2 separate regions of the Homo sapiens genome follow, and region 2 is linked to region 1. Evidence: read pairs that join two places in POLR2A ChIA-PET (ENCODE). Cell type or tissue: B cell. All regions are shown on one strand. Each heading gives the region's core, and the rest is flanking DNA. Links, peaks and the distances in the headings are about the cores only.

Evidence for each region. ChIA-PET counts read pairs that join two places held together with the same protein. Peaks named below come from ENCODE experiments on the same cell type or tissue, not always from the same donor. Only the 100,000 strongest peaks of a DNase experiment are listed, where the experiment ranks them.
Region 2: POLR2A ChIA-PET joins it to region 1 with 10 read pairs; 17 of 35 experiments call an interaction of 5 or more read pairs at or near these places.

Annotation. Positions count from the first base shown.
Region 1 is chr19:4,256,166-4,266,114 of GRCh38, reverse strand. It overlaps YJU2 (YJU2 splicing factor homolog), which reads right to left. Exons shown (of 8, transcript NM_018074.6): 5 at 7,692-7,873; 6 at 4,001-4,121. Among named protein-coding and RNA genes, the nearest start is that of YJU2, 14 kb to the right of the region's middle. In B cell, for the core only: no CTCF peak of the experiment used is centred there; no DNase peak of the experiment used is centred there.
Region 2 is chr19:4,363,704-4,373,652 of GRCh38, reverse strand. SH3GL1 (SH3 domain containing GRB2 like 1, endophilin A2) reads left to right here. Exons shown (of 10, transcript NM_003025.4): 2 at 6,659-6,727; 3 at 7,080-7,152; 4 at 8,028-8,171; 5 at 9,432-9,565; 6 at 9,775-9,933. Among named protein-coding and RNA genes, the nearest start is that of MPND, 25 kb to the right of the region's middle. RefSeq lists enhancers at 486-1,219, 2,764-3,711, 4,164-4,353, 3,712-4,661, 6,810-7,731 and 1 more. In B cell, for the core only: a CTCF peak has its summit at 3,539 (motif pointing left); DNase peaks (open chromatin) are centred at 3,692, 4,392, 5,432, 6,632 and 3 weaker places; H3K4me3 peaks cover 1,958 bases; H3K27ac peaks cover 5,223 bases.

The DNA of each region.
Region 1 (9,949 bases), core at 15-8,014:
AGGCTTGGTGGCACACGCCTGTAATCCCAGCTACTCGGGAGACTGAGGCAGGAGAATCGCTTGAACCTGGGAGGCAGAGGTTGCAGTGAGCCGAGATCGTGCCACTGCACTCCAGCCTGGGTGACAGGGCGAGACGCCGTCTCGAAAAAAAAAAAAAAAAATGTCGTAGCTCTGGGCTGATGTCAAAATGAGGAAAAGAAGTCAAAAGGCACAGATGGCCAGGCACAGAGGCACACACCTGTAATCCCAACACTTTGGGAGGCCGAGGCGGGTGGACCACTTGAGGTCAAGAGTTCGAGACCAGCCTGGTCAACATGGTGAAACCCCGTCTCTTTATTAATAAAAAGAAAATACAAAACCTAGCCAGGTGTGGTAGCACACGCCTGTAATCCCAGCTACTCAGGAGGCTAAGGCAGGACAATTGCTACAGGCTGGGAGCCGGAGGTTGCAGTGAGCCGAGACCGTGCCACTGCACTCCAGCCTGGGCGAAAGAACAAGACCGTCTCAAAAAAAAAAAAGTTACCTAGGTTAGTTCCCAAACCTGTTTCTACAGGTGGTACTCATCATCATTAAACTAAACTAAGGATTGGGAGGCCAAGGCGGGAGGACTGCTTGAGGATAGGAGTTTGAGACCAGCCTAGACAACATACAGACTCGCCTCTAAAAAAAAAAAAAGAAAAGAAAATTAAAAATTAGCTGGCTGTGGTGGCACACACTACACACTTGTGGGTCCCAGCTACTTGAGAGGCTGAGGTGGGAGGATCATTTGAGCCCAGGAGTTGGAGGCTGCAGCGAGCTGTGATCGCGTCACTGCACTCCAGCCTGGGTGACAGAGCAAGACCTCATCTCTAAAATAAAAATAAAATAAACCAAGAAAACGCAAGTGTGGAGATATTCCTTCCTATAAAAGTTAGGGTGAAGGTTTGAAAAGTCTTGATGAAGGTGAATCACGTTAAAACCAAATAAAACACCTGCTATCAAATCAGGTAGAGGCACAAGACTGAGGGAGTAAATCAAAAAAGGTTGGACTGCTTTCAAAGTACCTTTACTCTGTTGATTCATTCAAAAAAAAAAGAAAAGAAGAGAGGAAGTTGTAGACAATGAATTCTGGGAGTGGTTTATGTGAGAACCACAGTGTGAGAACTCTAATCAGAGGACACAGCTTCAAAGAAAATGTCTTTTAGAAAAATGTCTTGGGGCCAGACATGGTGGCTGATGTCTGTAATCCCTGTGCCTTGGCGGGAGAACTGCTTGAGGCCAGGTGCGTGAGACCAGCCTGGGCAACACAGCAAGACCGCATCTCTGCAAAAAGAATTTGAAAAATTAGGGGCCAGGCACAGTGGCTCACGCCTGTAATCCCAGCACTTTGGGCGGCCGAGTCAGGTGAATCACCTGAGGTCAGGAGTTCTAGATCAGCCTGGCCAACATGGTGAAACGCCATCTCTACTAAAAATACAAAAATTAGCCGGGCATGGTGGCAGGCGCCTGTAATCCCAGCTACTTGGGAGGCTGAGGCAGTAGAATCGCTTGAACCCGGGGGGCGAAGGTTGCAGTGAGCCAAGATCACACCACTGCACTCCAGCCTGGGCAACAAGAGTGAAACTGTCTAAAAAAAAAAAAAGAAAGAAAGAAAAGAAAAATTAGCCAGGCGTGGTGGTGCGTGCCTGTGGTCCCAGCTGCTCAGGAGACTGAGGTGGGAGGATTGCTTGAGCCTAGGAGGTTCAGGCTGCAGTGAGCTGGGACTGCATTACTGCACTCCAGCCTGGGCAACAGAGTAAGACCCTGTGTCAAACAAACAAACAAAAAAGGAAGAAAGAACAATCGTTTCTTTTTTTTTTTTTTTTTTTTTTTTTGAGACAGAGTCTCGCTCTGTCGCCCAGGCTGGAGTGCAGTGGCACAATCTCGGCTCACTGCAAGCTCCACCTCCTGGGTTCACGCCATTCTCCTGTCTCAGCCTCCTGAGTAGCTGGGACTACAGGCGCCCGCCACCACGCCCGGCTAATTTTTTGTATTTTTAGCAGAGATGGGGTTTCACCGTGTTAGATAGGATGATCTCGATCTCCTGACCTCGTGATCCACCCGCCTTGGCCTCCCAAAGTGCTGGGATTACAGGTGTGAGCCACCGCGCCCGGCCGAGAACAATCGTTTCTGTGTGTCTGTGTTATTGGTTTATGAGCCCCTACTTTTACCACCTTCTTCAATGAACAAACCAGAGTGGCTGAGGCCACCTTGGATGAGTCAGCTGTGGTGGAAAATGCTGGTCATCCACCAAAACTCCTTCCTCCTTTTTTTTTTTTTTTTTTTTGAGATAGAGTCTCACTCTGTTGCCCAGGCTGGAGGGCAATGGCACAATCTCAGCTCACTGCAACCTCTGCCTCCCAGGTTCAAGTGATTCTCCTGCCTCAGCCTCCCGAGTAACTGGGATTACAGGCAGGCACCGCCATGTCCAGCTAATTTTTGTATTTTTAGTAGAGACAGGGTTTCTCCATGTTGGCCAGGCTGGTCTCGAACTCCTGACCTCAGATGATCCGCCTGCCTCGGCCTCCCAAAGTGCTGGGATTACAGCACTTTGAGCCACGGTGCCCGGCCTCCCTTCGTTCTAGTTGGCAGCACAGCCAGGCACGGACCAGCTGGAGGATGCATCTCACAGTTTCCTTCGCCACCAGATGGGGCCTTGTGACTATGCTGTGGCCTCTGGCATGAGAGAAGAACTGAGGTGGGCCGCATCTGAGGCTGCGTGGTCCTCCACACACTTTTTGCCTTCCCACAGCCGGACCCTGAAGGTGCTCTGAGCCAGCTGTGGCCACAGCGCAGGAAGCCGTGCTCCAGAAGGAAGGAGGCTGAGTCCCTGAATGGTTCCAAGGAGCAGAGCTGCCCGAAGTCCTAGACTGTCAGCCCAGGGCTGTTATGACTGAGAAATAAATTTCTATGTTCTTTCTTTACATTCTCTTCTTTCGGCAGCTTAAACAGGGGTTGGCGAATTACAGACCCATAGGCCTGCCACCAGTTTTAGTAAATTAAGTTTTTTTTTTTTTTTTTTTGAGACAGAGTCTCATTCTGTCACCCAGGCTGGGGTGCAGTGGCACGATCTCGGCTCGCTGCAACCTCCGCCTCCCGGGTTCAAGCGATTCTCCTGCCTCAGCCTTCTGAGTAGCTGGGATTACAAGCGTGAGCCACTGCACTCAGCCTTAATTTTTATTTGTTTATTTTAGACAGGGTCTCACTCTTGCTCAGGCTGGAGTTCGGTCATACTGATGCAGCTCACTGCAGCCTTGACCTTCTGGGCTCAAGCGGTCCTCCTGCCTCAGTCTCTCAAACAGCTGGGACCACAGACATGCACCACCACCCATGACTAATTTTTGTAATTTTGTAAAGAAGGGGTCTCACTTTGTTGCCCAGGCTGGTCTCAAACTCCCGGCCTCAAGCGATCCTCCTGCCTTGGCCTCCCAAAATGCTGGGATTACAGGCATGAGCCACTGCACCCCGCCTATAAATAAAGATTTATTGGCACCAGGCAACACCCACTTATTTACACCTGATCATGGGTGTTTTGGGCTACAGCCACAGGGTGGAGGAGTTAGGGTGCAGACTGGCCTTTTAAGAAAAAGTCAAGTTCTGGTCGGGCATGGTGGCTCACGCCTGTAATCCCAGCACTTTGGGAGGCCTAGGCGGGCGGATCACGAGGTGAAGAGATTGAGACCATCCTTCCCAACATGGTGAAACCCCATCTCTACTAAAAATACAAAAAATTAGCTGGGCTTGGTGGCGCGTGCCTGTAGTCCCAGCTACTCGGGAGGCTGAGGCAGGAGAATCGCTTGAACCTGGGAGGCAGAGGTTGCAGTGAGCCAAGATCGTGCCACTGCACTCCAGCCTAGGCGACAGAGCGAGACTCCGTCTCAAAAAACAAAAACAAAAAACAAAAGAAAAAGTCAAGCTGACCCCTGGCTTCAGTTGTCCCTAGTTCACCTGGGAGCCCCCAGGACTCAGGCACCCCACTTACCTCATCCAGGATGGCGGTGGGGTTGGGCCGAAGGGCTGGCTGCAGGGGCGAGGGAGCAGCCTCATCCTCTGAGTCGGAGTCCTCCAGCAGTCTTCGCTTTCTGGCTTCCTCCAACAGGGCCCTGTGGGATGGAAGATGGGAACTTGGACGTGCTCTGTTTGGGGAACAGTGCCTGGGATGTACCTGCTGGGGTGGCGAGGGGCCTGGGTGCCTGGAGACCTCTTCCTGCCCTCAGTGAGCAGGGGTGGGAGGGAGTAGGGGGAGCACAGATTACTTTTTTTTTTTAAGAGACAAGGTCTCACTCTGTCACTCAGGGAGGGTGAAGTGGCACAATCACAGCTCACTGCAACCTCAACCTCCTGGGCTCAAGCGATCCTCCCCACTCAGCTTCCTGAGTAGCTGGGTCCACAGGCGTGTTCCTATGCCTTATTAAATTTTATTTCATTTTATTTTTGAGACAGAGTCTCGCTCTGTTGCCCAGGCTGGAGTGCAGTGGCGCAATCTTGGCTCACTGCAACCCCCACCTCCCAGGTTGAAGCGATTCTCCTGCCTCAGCTTCCCAAGTACCTGGGATTACAGGTGCCTGCCACCACACCCGGCTAATTTTTGTATTTTTTTTTTCTTTTTTGAGATGGAGTCTTTGTTGTCCAGGCTGGAGTGCAGTGGCGTGATCTTGGCTCACTGCAACCTCCGCCTCCTGGGTTCAAGCGATTCTCCAGCCTCAGCCTACCGAGCAGCTAGGACTACAGGCACGCACCACCGTGTCCAGCTAATTTTTGTATTTTTAGTAGAGGCGGGGTTTCGCCATCTTGGCCAGGCCGGTCTCTAATTCTGGGAGTGGTTTATGTGAGAACCACAGTGTGAGAACTCTAATCAGGGGATATAGCTTCAAAGAAAATGTCTTTTAGAAAAATGTCTTGGGGCCAGACATGGTGGCTGATGTCTGTAATCCCTGTGCCTTTAGAGGCCAAGGCAGGAGAAATGCTTAAGGCCAGGAGCATGAGACCAGCCTGGGCAACACAGCAAGACCGCATCTCTGCAAAAAGGATTTTAAAAATCAGGGGCCTACATCCCCTTACCTGGGATGACCCCTTTGCCAAGCACTCGCTTGGTGAACTCCTACTCGACCTTCAATACCCAATGCAAGACGCTCTTCCTCTGAGAAGCTCATCCTCATAATTCAAGCTCACGCATCCTGGCTTCTCTCTCACCCAGATGGATGTTGTCCTGGGTATTGGTCTCCTTGTCCCTCTCCCTCCCCACACAGTGAGCTCCGTGAGGGCAGAGCACCCATTGGGACTTCCTTAACCCAGTGGTTACCACTTCCTCTATTTAAACATAAAACAGATTAAAGGGGCCAGATGCAGTGGCTCATGCCTGTCATCCCAGCTCTTTGGGACGCTGAGACGGGAGGATCGCTTGAGCCAGGGGTTAGAGACCAGCCTGGGCAACATAGCGAGACCCCGTCTCTAAAAAAATTAAAAATGTTAGCTAGGACTACAGGCACATACCACCATGTCCAGCTAATTTCTGTAGTTTTAGTAGAGACGGGGTTTCACCATCTTGGCCAGGCTGGTCTCGAACTCCTGACCTCAGGTGATACGCCCACTTCAGCCTCCCAAAGTGCTGGGATTACGGGCGTGAGCCACCGACCGCACCTAGTCTACTTTTTAATTTTCATTTTTTTTAGGAGGAATCTTGCTCTGTCGCCCAGGCTGGAGTTCAGTGGCACCATCTCGGCTCACTATAACCTCTGCCTCCCGGGTTCAGGCAATTCTCCTGTCTCAGCCTCTGGAGCAGCTGGAATTACAGGCATCTGCCACCACGCCCAGCTAATTTGTTTTTGTATTTTTAGTACAGATGGGGTTTCGCCATGTTGGCCAGGCTGGTCTCGAACTGCTGACCTCAGGTGATCCGCCCGCCTCAGCCTCCCACAGTGCAGGATGGCAGGCAGGAGACCCTGCGCCCGGCCCCTTCTACTTTTTTACATTAACTTTTCCGTGTCCACCGAGGGCAGTGGTGTGGTTAAGTGCCTGGATGCCGGAACCAGCCTGTCTGGATGGAGCCTGGAGGGTAACCTTGGTGGGGCTCATGCCTGGACCTCCCTGGACCTCAGTCCCCTCCATGATGAAGATCACACTGACCCCCAGGGCTGTGTGGGTAGTGAGGTTACAGCCACGCCCGGCACCCGGAAGGTGCAGGATGAACGCAGGCTCCCAACACTGTTCTGCACGGTATCGCTGCTCTGCACACCCATCAGGCACTGACGTGGAACCTACCAGAACCTACCTGCTGGAAGCCCTGGGGACACAGGAGAGGCCACCACGTCCCTGTCCTTACAGCTCAGATTCTAAAGGAGGGAGGGGAGATGAGGCACCAGGAAAGGAGGGGATCAGCACGCGGGCTCAGAGGTGGTCGGCGTCAAAGGCATTCACCAGCCAACCACAGGGGCTCACACGTGTCATCCAGCACTTCAGGAGACTAAGGTGGGAGGATCGCTTGAGGCCAGGAGTTCAAAACCAGCCTGTCCAACATAGCGAGGTCCTGTCTCTACAGAAATAAAAACAATTAGCTGGGCATGGTGATGTGTCCCTGTGGTCCCAGCTACCCAGAAGGCTGAGGCAGGAGGAACGCTTGAGCCCGGGAGATGGAGGCTACAGTGAGCTATGACTGCACTACTGCACTCCAGCCTGGGCGGCAGAGCAAAACCCCGTCTCAAAGAAAAAGAAAAGCGTCGTCCGGGCGCGGTGGCTCACGCCTGCAATCCCAGCACTTTGGGAGGCCGAGGCGGGCGGATCACGAGGTCAGGAGATCGAGACCATCCTGGCTAACACGGTGAAACCCCATCTCTACTAAAAATTACAAAAAATTAGCCGGGCTTGGTGGCGGATGCCTCTAATCCCAGCTACTCGGGAGGCTGAGGCAGAATGGCATGAACCCGGGAGGCGGAGCTTGCAGTGAGCGAGATGGCGCCACTGCCCTCCAGCCTGGGCAGCAGAGGGAGACTCCGTCTCAAAAAAAAAAAAAAAAAAAAAAAAAAAAAGAAAAGTGTTCACCCAGGAGGCCTGAGGCTGTGTCCTCAGAAGGCGGCTGGTGAGGGCGTCCCTTGGTGGGTGTCCGGGAGCCTGTGCTGGGGGCCTCCCACCCTCATGGATGGGACGGGCTCTGGGGCTTCAGCTGTTCCTGCAAACACCATGGTTTATGCGTGACCCCTGCTTTCCTCTGGAGTCTGGAATCCCGGCATGGGTGAGGCAGCGGGGGCTGTGGGACCAGGCCCCATAGGAACCCCACGCTGGGTCTCTAGGAGCTTCCCTAGTGATGGCGCCTTTCTCGAGTCCTCCAGGCTGGTGCTAGGGGATGAGGCGCGTCCTGCGAAGCTCCACCAGGAGAGGATCTGGAAGGCCTGGCCCCCGACACACCACACATGCCTTTCCCCTTTGCTGAATCTGCTGTGTCCTCTCGCTGTGACAAACCGCAGCCATGCGGGCGACCACGTGCTAAGTCACCGTGCCCGGCAGTGGCCTGGGACCCCCTCGAGAGACGCCACAAGGGAGAAAGTGAGATGGGCGGTGGGAAAGGGGTCCTTGCAAAGGCGACACTCCAGAGAGCGGGGAAAGGGTCTGGGGCAGAGGCAGCGCCTGCCGGGGCAGAGGCTGCGAGGTGGGGCTGGGTTGGGCCGGCCCTGACTCACGCGGTCTCCTGCTCGTCCTCCTCCTGCTGCTGCCTCCGCCGCTCCTCCTCCGACAGGCGGTGCTGCCTCAGCATAGCCTCGAAGTCCACGTGCGCCTGCCGCTGGTTCAGGTCTTTCAGCTCCTGGAGGTTCTCCAGCACCTCCATCTCCAGCTTGGAGTCCTTGGTCCGGTTCTCCAGCACCTGGCGGGCGCGGGGCGGCGGGGCTGAGTGCATGGGGATCGCACCACGGGGCAAACCCTGTCTGGCCTCGGGGGCCACTGCGGGCCACGGGAGGAACCCCTACCCCCACGTTTCCATCCTGCTCAGGGAACCCCCTGCCCATGCCCAGCGCTGTGTCCATTTCACAGGTGAGAACACTCAGGTCTGGGGAGGGAAAGTGACCACATGGGGCTGAGCAGTGGTGGAGCCGGGATCTGAGCCCTGGGGCAGGGTGGGGTGGAAAGAGGCTGGCTCTGGACCCAGGTGGCCTGGATTTCTGGCCTGGTGCCATCTTTCAGTAAGAATAATAAGGAAAAATTTGGCCAGGCACAGTGGCTCACGTCTGTAATCCCAGCATTTTGGGAGGCCGGAGCGGGCGGATCACCTGAGATCAGGAGTTCGAGACCAGCCTGGCCAACATGGTGAAACCCTGTCTCTACTAAAAATACAGGCTGGGTGTTATGGGTCACGCCTGTAATCCCAGCACTTTGGGAGGCCGAGGCAGACAGATCACTTGAGGTCAGGAGTTCAAGACCAGCCTGGCCAACATGACGAAACCCCATCTCTACTAAAAATACAAAAAGTAGCTGGGCGTAGTGGCATGTGCCTGTAATCCCAGCTACTTGGGAGGCTGAGGCAGGAGAATTGCTTGAACCCGGGAGGCAGAGGTTGCAGTGAACCAAGATTGCACCACTGGACTCCAACCTGGGTGACAGAGTGAGACTCCATCTCAAAAAAATAAATAAATAATAAAAATACAAAAATTATCCAGGCGTGGTGGCACACACCTGTAATCCCAGCTACTTGGGAGGCTGAGGCAGGAGAATCACTTGAACCCAGGAGGCAGAGGTTGACTGAGCTCAGATCGTGCCAATGCATTCCAGCTTGGGTGACAGAGCGAGACTCTATCTCAAAAATAATAATATTAAGGAAAAATTGTAAAAGACAACCTGAGCACCTACTGTACACCGGGCCCTGGGCTAAGAGGTTTCCATATGCCATCTCATTTAATCCTCACAACCCCCATTTTACAGAAACGGAAACTGAGGCTGAGGGAGGCGAGTCTGGTGGCCACGGGTCCCTGAGAAGTGGCTTTGGAGCCAGGCAGGTTGGGAGTGAATCCTGCCTGGCTGCTTCCCAGTGCTGTGACCTTGTTGTATTTACCCTTTGGAAAAATGGCAATTCTGACAGTTTAAAAGTATGTCCACAAACTCTCTGATGCTCCTCCATTTAAGGGGTGGAGGTGACTCCCCTCCCCTTGAGCAGGGGCTGGACAAGCTACTTGCTCTAATGGAATATGACAGAAATAATGGCACGTAACTTCTGAGACTAGGATGTAAAAGCACAGGCCTTCCTCCTTGCTCTCACTCTTGGGTCACATGCTCTGGGGTACGCAGCTGCCATGTTGTGAGGTTGCTCAAGCAGCTCCCCACACAGCGAGGAACTGAGGCTGACAGCCAACAGCCAGTAGAGGGAGCCAGTTTGCGAGTGGCTCCTCCAGCCCCAGTCCAGCCTTCAGATGATACTGCCCTGGCCAACACCTTGACTGCAACCTCATGGGAGCCCCCAAGCCACAACCATCCAGCTCAGCTGCTTCTGGATGCCTGACTCTCAAAAACTGTGGGATAATAAATGTTTGTTGTTTTCAGTCACTAAGTTTTGGGATAACCTGTTATGTAGCAATAGCTGACTAACACCAGGGTAAGAGCCCCTTGCTGTCAGTGTGGAGGTAACTAAATTCACACACAGACAGCAGTGCGACAGGCCCAGGCACACACCAAACCCTTGCCAAGGCTCATTTCCCTCCCTGTTGCTCTGCATGGCCATGGAAAATGTTGTATCTGGTCTGATGTGGCTTGCTCAGAAAACTCACATTTGGCAGGGGTGGGTGGGTCCAGGAATAGATAAGAATGGATGGGAAATATGGAAGCAGGAGGGGACAGCAGGGAACACAGTCATTTAAAAATCTGTTTTATATATATATGTGTATGTATATATATGTATATGTGTGTGTACATATATATATATATATATATATATATTTTTTTTTTTTTGCGA
Region 2 (9,949 bases), core at 873-8,872, 110 kb before region 1:
TGGGGCTTCCAGAGCCACTGTCCTTTTGCTGCCAGAGCTTGGTTCCCAGAGGAGCGCCTGACCCGCCACAGAGGTGGGTCTGTGGCTGTCCCCGGGTGCCCAATCTGGCCATGGTGGCAGCGTCTGGTTTGGGGTTTCCGTGAGAAAATAATTTCAGAAACTTTGTCTTGATTCATTGTTTTCAGTGCCTCCGTTCCCAAAGGCTGCTTTTTAAAAACCATTCAGCCTTGATGGACAGGAGGGGAGATCTCTACTGAGAGGCTGGAGGCTCGAAGGACAGTGGCAAATCCAGGGCTCTCAGAACTCCCAGATGCTGAGGGGAGCCCCGGCTGTCGGGACCCTTCCCTCCGTGCATCACACACAGTGGGTGATGACCCAGTCAGCCCCAAGGCAGAGGCTCCCTCCATCTTCCCTTGGGCTGGGGAGTGGGTTTCTGCCGTCTGATTCCTCGCCGCCGGGCCATGAGGATCACCTGGCACCTGTGAGGGTCACTTGGCACCTGTGGTGCTCCTGTGGCCCCCCCTCCCACTGCTCCTCTCCCTCCCCCTCCTGGCCTCATCCCTGAGCATGTGCAGGAATGACTACTCCTGCTTTTCACCTGCGGATGCCCTGCAGGCTCCCAGACCAGGAGCCCAGGGGCCACAACCCCACCCATGCCAGGCACTTACTGTCACAGGAAAGCTCAGAGCTGCCTGCAGCCAGCGCCGCCCCTGTAGATAGGCGAGCTTTCATAGTCAGCACGCAAGGGCCTCAGGTCTGGAGAGTCCCCATGCCACTGGGGCCACTGAAGGTTTCCAGGAAGGACAGACAGACACATCAGCAAGCCAGGAGCCTGGGAGCCCACATGGAAAAGGGGACACGAAGGCCAGTGGCTTCCTGTGTCGCTGGGCAGCAGGCCGCCTCCAGGCTGTGCGCGTCTTCGACTTTTTGACTCATGGGAAAGAAGCTGTGATGGACTCGAGGTGGCCATGTGTGTTGGGCAGTGGCTCCCAGGTGTTGGGCCAGCAGGGAAGGGCGTTGCAGATGGAAAGGGGTTCAGAGACACACGGATATGATACATCCCTACATCCTTTGCCCCTGCCCTCTTCCCACGTCAGGGCTTTTTCTACACCACAGGGATCCTTACGTCCCTCCCTGGGGCCTCCACCCCGACCCTGTATTCCAGCTGTTTTGCACAGAGGTCTGATAAGGACTCTGCTGCTTCTGCAGGCCTTACCCTGGCTTTGCCCCTTTCCATGGCTGACCAGGCCTTGAACACAGCTGCAGTGTTAGAACTGCGCCCACTGTGAGGAGGGGCTGAGCACTCGCCTCCTCCACGTCCCCTTCAGCTTCCTCCTCTGTGACGTTGGGGGCCGGGCACAGAGTGCCTAGCATGGGGGCTGGCACATGGGACTGTGAATAGTGGCCCTTGTTCCGTGTGTCCTGCCTGCCCTGTCCCTGGTCCTGCAGGTGGCTGGGCCTGGACCCCCTCCTATGGTCCCCAGCTCCCCAACCCATGCTTTGTCCTGGGGCTGTTGTCCCCTAGTCCTGTAAATGTATGGCCTTGGCCAGGCACACTGTGTCATGCCTGTAGTTTTGGCACTTGGAAGGCTGAGGTAGGATTGCTTGAGGCCGAGTTTGAGACCAGCCTGGGCAACATAGTGAGACCCCTGCCTCTTTAAAAAGAAAAAAAAAGATGAGGCCTTGTCACAGGTATTCGCTGCGGTTGACCAGCCGTGCCCACCTGCCATTTCTCCGCTCTGTGCCTGGCACTGGGCGAGGCCCCTGTGGTCTGTGCGCTCACAGATTCCGCTGAGGAGGACTGCAGGGAGGGACGCGGAGATGGCTCTGTAGCACAGCGTGCAGCACCACAGCACCACCGATGCCGACGGGCAGGCAGACACCAGCCAGAGACCCGCTCCCCAGCCGAGGGAGGACCCGTGAACTCTGCTGTGAACCTGGAAATTACCAAGCACCACAGCATGACTGCCAGTGAGACCTGAGGACCCTGGGGCCGACCCCTCTGCGGGCAAATGTGGCGCATCCCTGCAGGCTGGGCCACAGCAGCCCTCCCTTGCCCTCCCCCACGCTGGCTTTCTTCTTTAAAAGAGAAAAAAAAACAAAACCCTGTGAATTCATCAGAGCAGATAGTCTGCTGGGGCACCAAGCCCGAGACGGGCATTTGTGTTCCGTGCTGTGTGGATCAGGTTTCCCCGCTGAGATGTTTAAATCCCAAGGCCGCCCATCGGCAGCAGCCAGCTCCACTCGGCAGGATTCGGAATTTTCCTCCTGCTCCTGCCAAGTGGCCACCACAGCTGTGCCTGCCGGGCACAGGGCAGCTGCCCACACCCCTCTGGGTAAAACCTGGGATTCTCCTGCCTACGGTAGCCCTGTCCTGACTCTCAGTCCACAGTGTCTTCACAGTTCATTTCTGTATTTTTCCACCTTGTATTCTCTGTTCTGTGTGTCACATCCCTTGCTCCCCTCCAAAGAGAGCCAAAGGTCTAAACTCTAATGAATGCCAGGCTTCAAAGGAATAGCCCCCTTCTCCCAGGGGGACAAGAGTCCCATGCTCTGGGGCAAAACCCCATCTTCGTGTCCAGCTTGCTCGTTTCCCAGGTGCCTGGCTCACAGGTGACAGAGTACAGGGTCAGGCAGAAAATCCATGCGGCATGCAGGTGGCGGGTGCAGGTGGGATGCGTGAGCATAGAGTGGGCAGGTCTCCGCTGGGCATCTCTGGGCAAAGATCTGAAAGACCACAAGCCAGTCTTGCCAAACCCTGGGGAAGTGTCCGGCAGGCAACAGTGGGATCCTTCCCAGAGGCCACTGCCAGGCCTGACTGAGCCGGGGCCTCTCCCATAGTGACTTCTCAGCCCTGGTCCTCGCCTGGCAGGGTTGGCCAAACCTCACTTCTCCCTGCTCCAGGCGGGGACATGTCACAGCCTCTGTGGGAGGCCAGCCGGCATCTGAAGCAGGGGCAGAGTCTTGGAGACTGTTCCCTCTTGGGCTCGGCCTGTTTGTTCCAGGCATGGGGAGAGAAGGCGCTGGTGTTGCTCTCAGGATGGCAGCCCTTGTGGGGCCTGCGGTTGGTCACTCGGGGTTTGCAGCTGGTACTCTGACCCCGTCCAGGTGGGGCCCTGTGGGAGAGTGGGGAGGGGGCCCCCACCCACCCTGCCACCCTGATGCAGGTTCAGTCAGCGGAGGGTGGTCTCACCCCTGAGCCCTGTTGGGTCCCTGGCTACTGAGTGGCCCCATTATTTTCCTCCGTTTCCTGCCATGCGGGGTGGGAACAGGAGGCGAGCCTTGTGGGTATGGGATGGACTCGAGTGCGGAGCTGTCATTGCCACTGCTGAGTCCGCTGCACTAGTCAGGGCTACAGCCAGCCTGCAGAGTCTCCCTCGGCAGGAATGGACTGCTGGGACCATGGCCTCAGTCCTCCCTCCCCACCGGTAGGGTCTCTGATGCGGGGGCATTGGGGCTGGCTGCCCCACAACAGGCAGCTCTTGCCTGGCAGATGGCACCAGGGTTAGGAACACTCGCTCCTGACAGCGAGCCCAGAGGCGCCCTCTGGTGAGCCTCCCCGTGGCGCCCAGCTCTGCCGCAGACTCTCGGTCCCCTCCGTGCTCAGCAGTGTGCTGGTGTGGAGACCGCAGTGAGTAGGGCCCCAGCGGGCAGGAGCCCACGCTTGGTTTCCGCGCTTGCGGCCGGCGCTGCACGTGGCCCGGCTGCCTTGCTTTTCCCGTGTTTCCCTTGTGGCTGCTCATCCCTGTGTCCATCTGTGCTGGTTTCTAGCCCATAAGCCTTGGAGAGAAGGGGCCTTACAGGGTTGTGTCCCCTGCCCAGTGCCTGGCCCGTGGGGGACCATCAGTCACCACAAGGGACTTGGCTGGAGCTGAGCAGAGGGACCCGGGTAGTTAGGGCACAGCCTCCCGGGTGTCAGGGGTGCGAGGAGTCAGGCGGTTGTGGGGGTTCAGGAAGTCGTCCTGGGGCTCAGGAAGGCAGGGTCCTGGATTCCCAGGTGAGATGGGCAGGTGGGGCCAGGGCCAGAGCCAGAGGCCACCAGGTGGGTCTTTGGTACCGTGGCGGGTCCCCAGCCCCTCCCCTCAGAGGCAGGATGTGGTCCTCGCCGGTAGGGCCTCTCCTCCTGCCCTGTGAGAGGCAGGGGGCTGGGGAAGGGCCCTGACGGAGCCACTCCTGCCAGCCTGCACACTGGGTCCTGCCTGGGCAGGTCGTGGGGCCGGGGTGGCCTCCGCCCAGAAGGTGTGGTTTCGCAGCCCGCTGGCTTCAGTTCTCCTCCCGGCTTCCCAGAAGAGTCCAGTCTCACATCAGCCACTCATTTCCCTCTCCGGCAGCCGCTGGCTCTGAGCACGCCCTCTCTCGCCACAATCAAAAGAAGTGAAACTGTCCCAGGAAATAGAGTGGAACGCCCCAAAAACACCTAGGGAGGGGGGGCTCCTTCCTCCTAATGCCTTCAGCAGAAATGGAGGGCAGCCCCACTCTCCTGCCCCGCAAGGGACAGTTCCTGCTTCTCACCTGTGCCAGAGTCAGCCCTCCCGCGGTGGGTGTGACGAGGTGATTTTTTTTTTCTTTCTTCTTTCTTTTGAGATGGAGTCTTGCTCTGTCGCCTAGGCTGGAGTGCAGTGGCTGGATCTCTGCTGACTGCAAGCTCCACCTCCCGGGTTCACACCATTCTCCTACCTCAGCCTCCCGAGTAGCTGGGACTACAGGCACCCGCCATCAGGCCCGGCTAATTTTTTTGTATTTTTAGTAGAGACGGGGTTTCACTGTGTTAGCCAGGATGGTCTCGATCTCCTGACCTCATGATCCGCCTGCCTCAGCCTCCCAAAGTGCTGGGATTACAGGCATGAGTCACCGCGCCCGGCCAACGAGGGGATTTTTAAGAAGCTTCCAAGGTGCTGTGTGGCTGAGTTGAGAGCCACCAACCCACAGGCAGGAAAGGGACAGGGGTCAGAGGCATGGGGCCTGTGCTCACTGAATGCCCGGCACACCCCGCACATGAAGGCAGGTGGACAGAAAGGGTCCCGATGCGTGGGTGAGGACAGTCCCGTGGTGTGGGGGCTTCCAGAGCCAAGCCTTGGAGGAGGGCCAGGAATTCCTTGGCAAAGGGGCTGGTGTCTTTTTGGGCAGGTTGCCAGGACACAAGACCAGCCGTGTACTCCGGGCAGGCTACCTTTTGCAGAACTTGGGGTTGGGGGCATTTGCACTCATGGTGCCTTGGGCTGTGACCTCCAGGCATGGGCTAGAGGGTACACCAGGTGCCTGGCGTGGGCAGAGCCCCAGGCTCAAGCTTCTCCTGCCCCCGCACTTCCTGCTCTTGGGTCACTTCCTCCCAGGCTGGGTCCTAAACTCCTGACTGCCCTGCTGGACACCCCCCAGCCCCACACAGCCAACGCAGTGTGGCACCACACGGACCCTCATGGCATCCCTTGGCCACGTCTTGTGACAGCTCGGGGCAGGCAAGCACCAATCAGACCTGGGGAGCACCAGGGGCACAGGCCATGGCCCACGGCACGCAACACCTCACTCTCCTGCCCAGGCCGTGTGTGCACGTCTTCACACAAGTGATCAGACCCGGGATGTTAAATTTGCCGATGACTTCAGAGATGGCACACCCTGTGACACTTGGCCCCCAGAGGGCAGGGCCAAGCTTGTGACCTCAGGCGGCCTCCCTCTGGGAGCCTCCATTTGTGGCAGGGCCTGGCAGCCACTCGGCTCTTCATGAAGCGCTGTGTGCTGGGAAGGGCCTCACACTGTCCATCCTCACTCTGTGCGGCATCCCTTGGCGCCAGGCACACATGGGATACGTGGGGTGAAGAAAGCAACGCCTGTGCTCAGACAGCGGTGCTGGGGTTCAGTGGTTCCCGCCATGTTCCATGGGACATTTCAGGGCTGTTTTTCGCATCCCAGGCGCTGTCAGAGGGAGTGGTTTGGGAATTCAGTGCTTGCTTCTGCCTTCCCACCACACGAGGAAAGACGCTGTAAGTGCCTGTCATTGTCATCGCTTTCACCGTAGCTGAGAGCCGTGAGGACCAAGGTGTGCCAGGCCTGTGTTGACTGCCTTGTGAAACTCAGTGTCCACATGGGGCAAGGGCTGGGCTGTCCCATCCTGCAGACACGGGCACCAGAGCACAGGAGAATGGCGGCCTCCCTGCCCGGCTGCCTGCACCTCTTCTCGTAACTGTCAGCTCCTGCTGCCTCTCCCAGCCAAGCTGGCAGGATTTTTTTTTTTAAGTAGACCCCACATACTCAAGGATGGGGGCAGATCCCCACATTGCTATCTGTGGGGATGTTTGTGTAGGCGCTTCTGGAAGCAGTGTCTTCTGAGCCATGTGTTCTCAGGCTGAGGCTCTGGACTCCACCGTGGCCCAGATGGGGCCTACTGTGGCAGGGTCCCCAGTGGGTATGTGAGTGGCAGTCGGGACACACACAGGTGGGCAGGCCACCCCCACCCTCCCCCTCCCCCTGCAGGCCCACCCTGCTCTGCAGGCAGCGTGTGGCCCTGGGGTGCCCACGGCAGTGCCTGAGGTGTGTGTCCTGATCACTTGGCCTCCTGCCTCCAGCTGTGGATGCGATGTGGCTGGAAGGCGGCTCAGGGCCTCCTGTCCTCTTCTTCCTCCTACCCCTGGGCTCACAGCGTTTCCCCTCTTCTGTCCTCTAGCTGGTCAGTGAGAAGGTCGGAGGGGCCGAGGGGACCAAGCTGGATGATGACTTCAAAGAGATGGAGAAGGTGAGGAAGAAACTGCGTGCTCTGTGTGGTGGTGGCACTGCTGGGGCCTGACCTCTGCCGGGCATAGTGGAGGCGGCCAACCTTGATGGGCCTGGGTCTGGAGTGATGGGGCCCGGCAGGTGTGGAGAGATGGGGTGGTGTGGGGGCCTCGTCAGCTGGACTTGACGGGCACCAGCTCTCTCCCCTGCCGTGGGCAGGCAGCTGTGGGGACATGGCTGAGCTGAAGACATGGAGAGGGGGTTGGGGGGTCCTGGTATGGGCTCTTAGGGCAGGAGGCGGTGCAGCAGCGGGGGTCTTGTGTGCCTTGGGCCCCCACTGGCTGTGGAGTCTTATATGCTGCTTCTCTTCACAGAAGGTGGATGTCACCAGCAAGGCGGTGACAGAAGTGCTGGCCAGGACCATCGAGTACCTGCAGCCCAACCCAGGTGGGTGCTCCAGCCACTGCCAGGGCCTGCCCCAGGCCCTCTGGCCTCTGTGTCAGAGGGAAGGCAGGGGATGACAGAACCGCCAGGCTCATGGGTTGTGGGCTTCAGGCACAGCTGGATCCCGGAGTGCAGAGGCCATCCTTGGTGCTGCATGCTGCCTTTCCACCTCAACCAGCAGCTCAGCCCCTCTGTTGGCTTCACTCTCATGCCGACTGGTTCCTCAGGGCCGTCCCAGCCTTCAACCCCTCTTCCAGCCAGCAGTCCTGGCAGGGAGCCTCTCCCCCAGCTTACTTGTGGGATCCATTTGTATTGGCCGCCCCTCCCCAGTGCCCCTGGCCTGGACTTCACCTCTTGGGCTTGGGACTGGGTCTCCCTGGCTGAGAGACGGGCTTTTCCCCAAGGAAAACCCAAATGCTGGCTCCATAGGAGGCCACGGACAGGGGGCAGACGCACACCCAGCAGTGTCCACTCAGGCCCTGCCAGGAGCAGACCCAAGCGGGCAGCGGAAGGGACACAGCTCATCACCCACCCCGGGAGCCTTGGCCTCAACCACCCCCCGCTGCACATCACTGCTGCGCCTCCTCCCTGGCACCCCCCAGATGAGGGGTCATAGCCACGTTCCAAGAGGAGCAGCCCTTGGAAGGAGGAGGTTTTGCCCCCTGAGGAGCTTGGTCACCTCTCCACCCGCTGCCAGCTCCTTTGAGGCTAGCAGGAGCAGGGAAGGGACCCTCTGGGGATTCCACTGTGCTTTGTGTGGCCTAGGCTGTCCACAGGCACAGGAAGCAAGGGTGGGGAGGAGATGTGGGGGCTGCAGTCTGCCAGGGCAGAGGAGTGCAGGCCTCACAGCCCACACCCACCTGGCCATCCTATCCCAGCCTCGCGGGCTAAGCTGACCATGCTCAACACGGTGTCCAAGATCCGGGGCCAGGTGAAGAACCCCGGCTACCCGCAGTCGGAGGGGCTTCTGGGCGAGTGCATGATCCGCCACGGGAAGGAGCTGGGCGGCGAGTCCAACTTTGGTGAGTGGTGCTCTCTGGAAGCCACGCCCACCGTCCCTGGAGGCCACACCTCAACACAGGCAGGGCAGGTCCAGGCCCTGCATGTGCTGAGTGCCGGGGACGTACAGTGGCCCCCACAGCTTTCCAGCTGCAGAGGTGCAGGAGACTGCACAGACCAACCCATCCAGCACTGGCCAGCAGCTGATAGGGCCCCTTCCTGTAGCTCCAGACCTTCCCCAACTCAAGCCAGCTGCTTCCCCAGGGCCTGGACCCCCCAGCATCTGTCCTTCCACCTGTTAAGGGCAAACCTAGGCCCTTTTAGGAGCATTGGAGGGTCTGGTTTAACGTCCAGCATCGATTCGGATTTTAGGATCCTTTGTTTTGCCCTGAGTTCCAATTTCCGGGCCCTGGGCTTAGAGTGTTGGGGGGCTGTTAGAAGTTGGGATGGGGCCAAGTGTGGTGGCTCATGCCTGTAATCCCAACACTTTGGGAGGCCAAGGCAGGTGGATCACCTGAGATCGGGAATTCGAGACCAGCAAGACCAATATGGAGAAACCCCACCCCGCTTCTACTAAAAAAAAAAAAATATATATATATATATATACACACACACACACACACACACACACACACACAATTAGCCGGGTGTGGTAGTGCATGCCTGTAACCCCAGCTACTCGGGAGGCTGAGGCAGGAGAATCACTTGAACCCAGGAGGTGGAGGTTGCAGTGAGCCGAGACTATGAAAAAACAAAACAAAACAAAACAAAACAAAAACCGGGTGCGGTGGCTCACGCCTGTAATCCCAACACTTTGGGAGGCCGAGGCGGGCGGATCACAAGGTCAGGAGTTCGAGACCGGTGTGGTCTATATGGTGAAACCCCGTCTCTATTAAAAATACAAAAATTAGCTGGATGTGGTGGCAGGCCCCTGTAATCCCCCTTACTCAGGAGGCTGAGACAGGAGAATTGCTTGAACCTGGGAGGCAGAGGTTGCAGTGAGCTGAGATCATGCCACTGCACTGCAGCCTGGGCAACAGCGAGACTTCATCTCAAAGAAGTTGGAAAGGATCCAGGTGTGGGGGTGAACGCCTGTGGTCCCGGCTACTTGGGAGGCTGAGGTGCCAGCATGGCTTGAGCCCAGTTTGAGGCCTGCAGTGAGCTGGTACAGCGCCACTGCGTTCCAGCCTGTGAAACGCTATTTCAAAAACAAAGGCTGAGGAGTGTCTCAGTCTAGTGGTCCCAGGCCCGGTATGATGGCTTCCCCCACCACTTCTCCACAGGTGACGCATTGCTGGATGCCGGCGAGTCCATGAAGCGCCTGGCAGAGGTGAAGGACTCCCTGGACATCGAGGTCAAGCAGAACTTCATTGACCCCCTCCAGAACCTGTGCGAGAAAGACCTGAAGGAGATCCAGGTGCTGCTCCTGCGCCAGCCTGGGGCCTGTCCCTTCCCCCTGCCGGATGGGGCAGCCCCATTCCTGCCACCCTCACCTCCAGCCTCGGCACTGCCCTCTGGGTCTCAGGCAGGCAGGATCCCCAGTGGTGCAGGGACAGTGGGTCAAAGCCATGCGTGGGGCGGCCCTCTGGCCGCTACTGGTGTGACCCATGTCCCCCACGTCTCCAGCACCACCTGAAGAAACTGGAGGGCCGCCGCCTGGACTTTGACTACAAGAAGAAGCGGCAGGGCAAGATCCCCGATGAGGAGCTACGCCAGGCGCTGGAGAAGTTCGAGGAGTCCAAGGAGGTGGCAGAAACCAGCATGCACAACCTCCTGGAGACTGACGTGAGTAGCTCGGGGT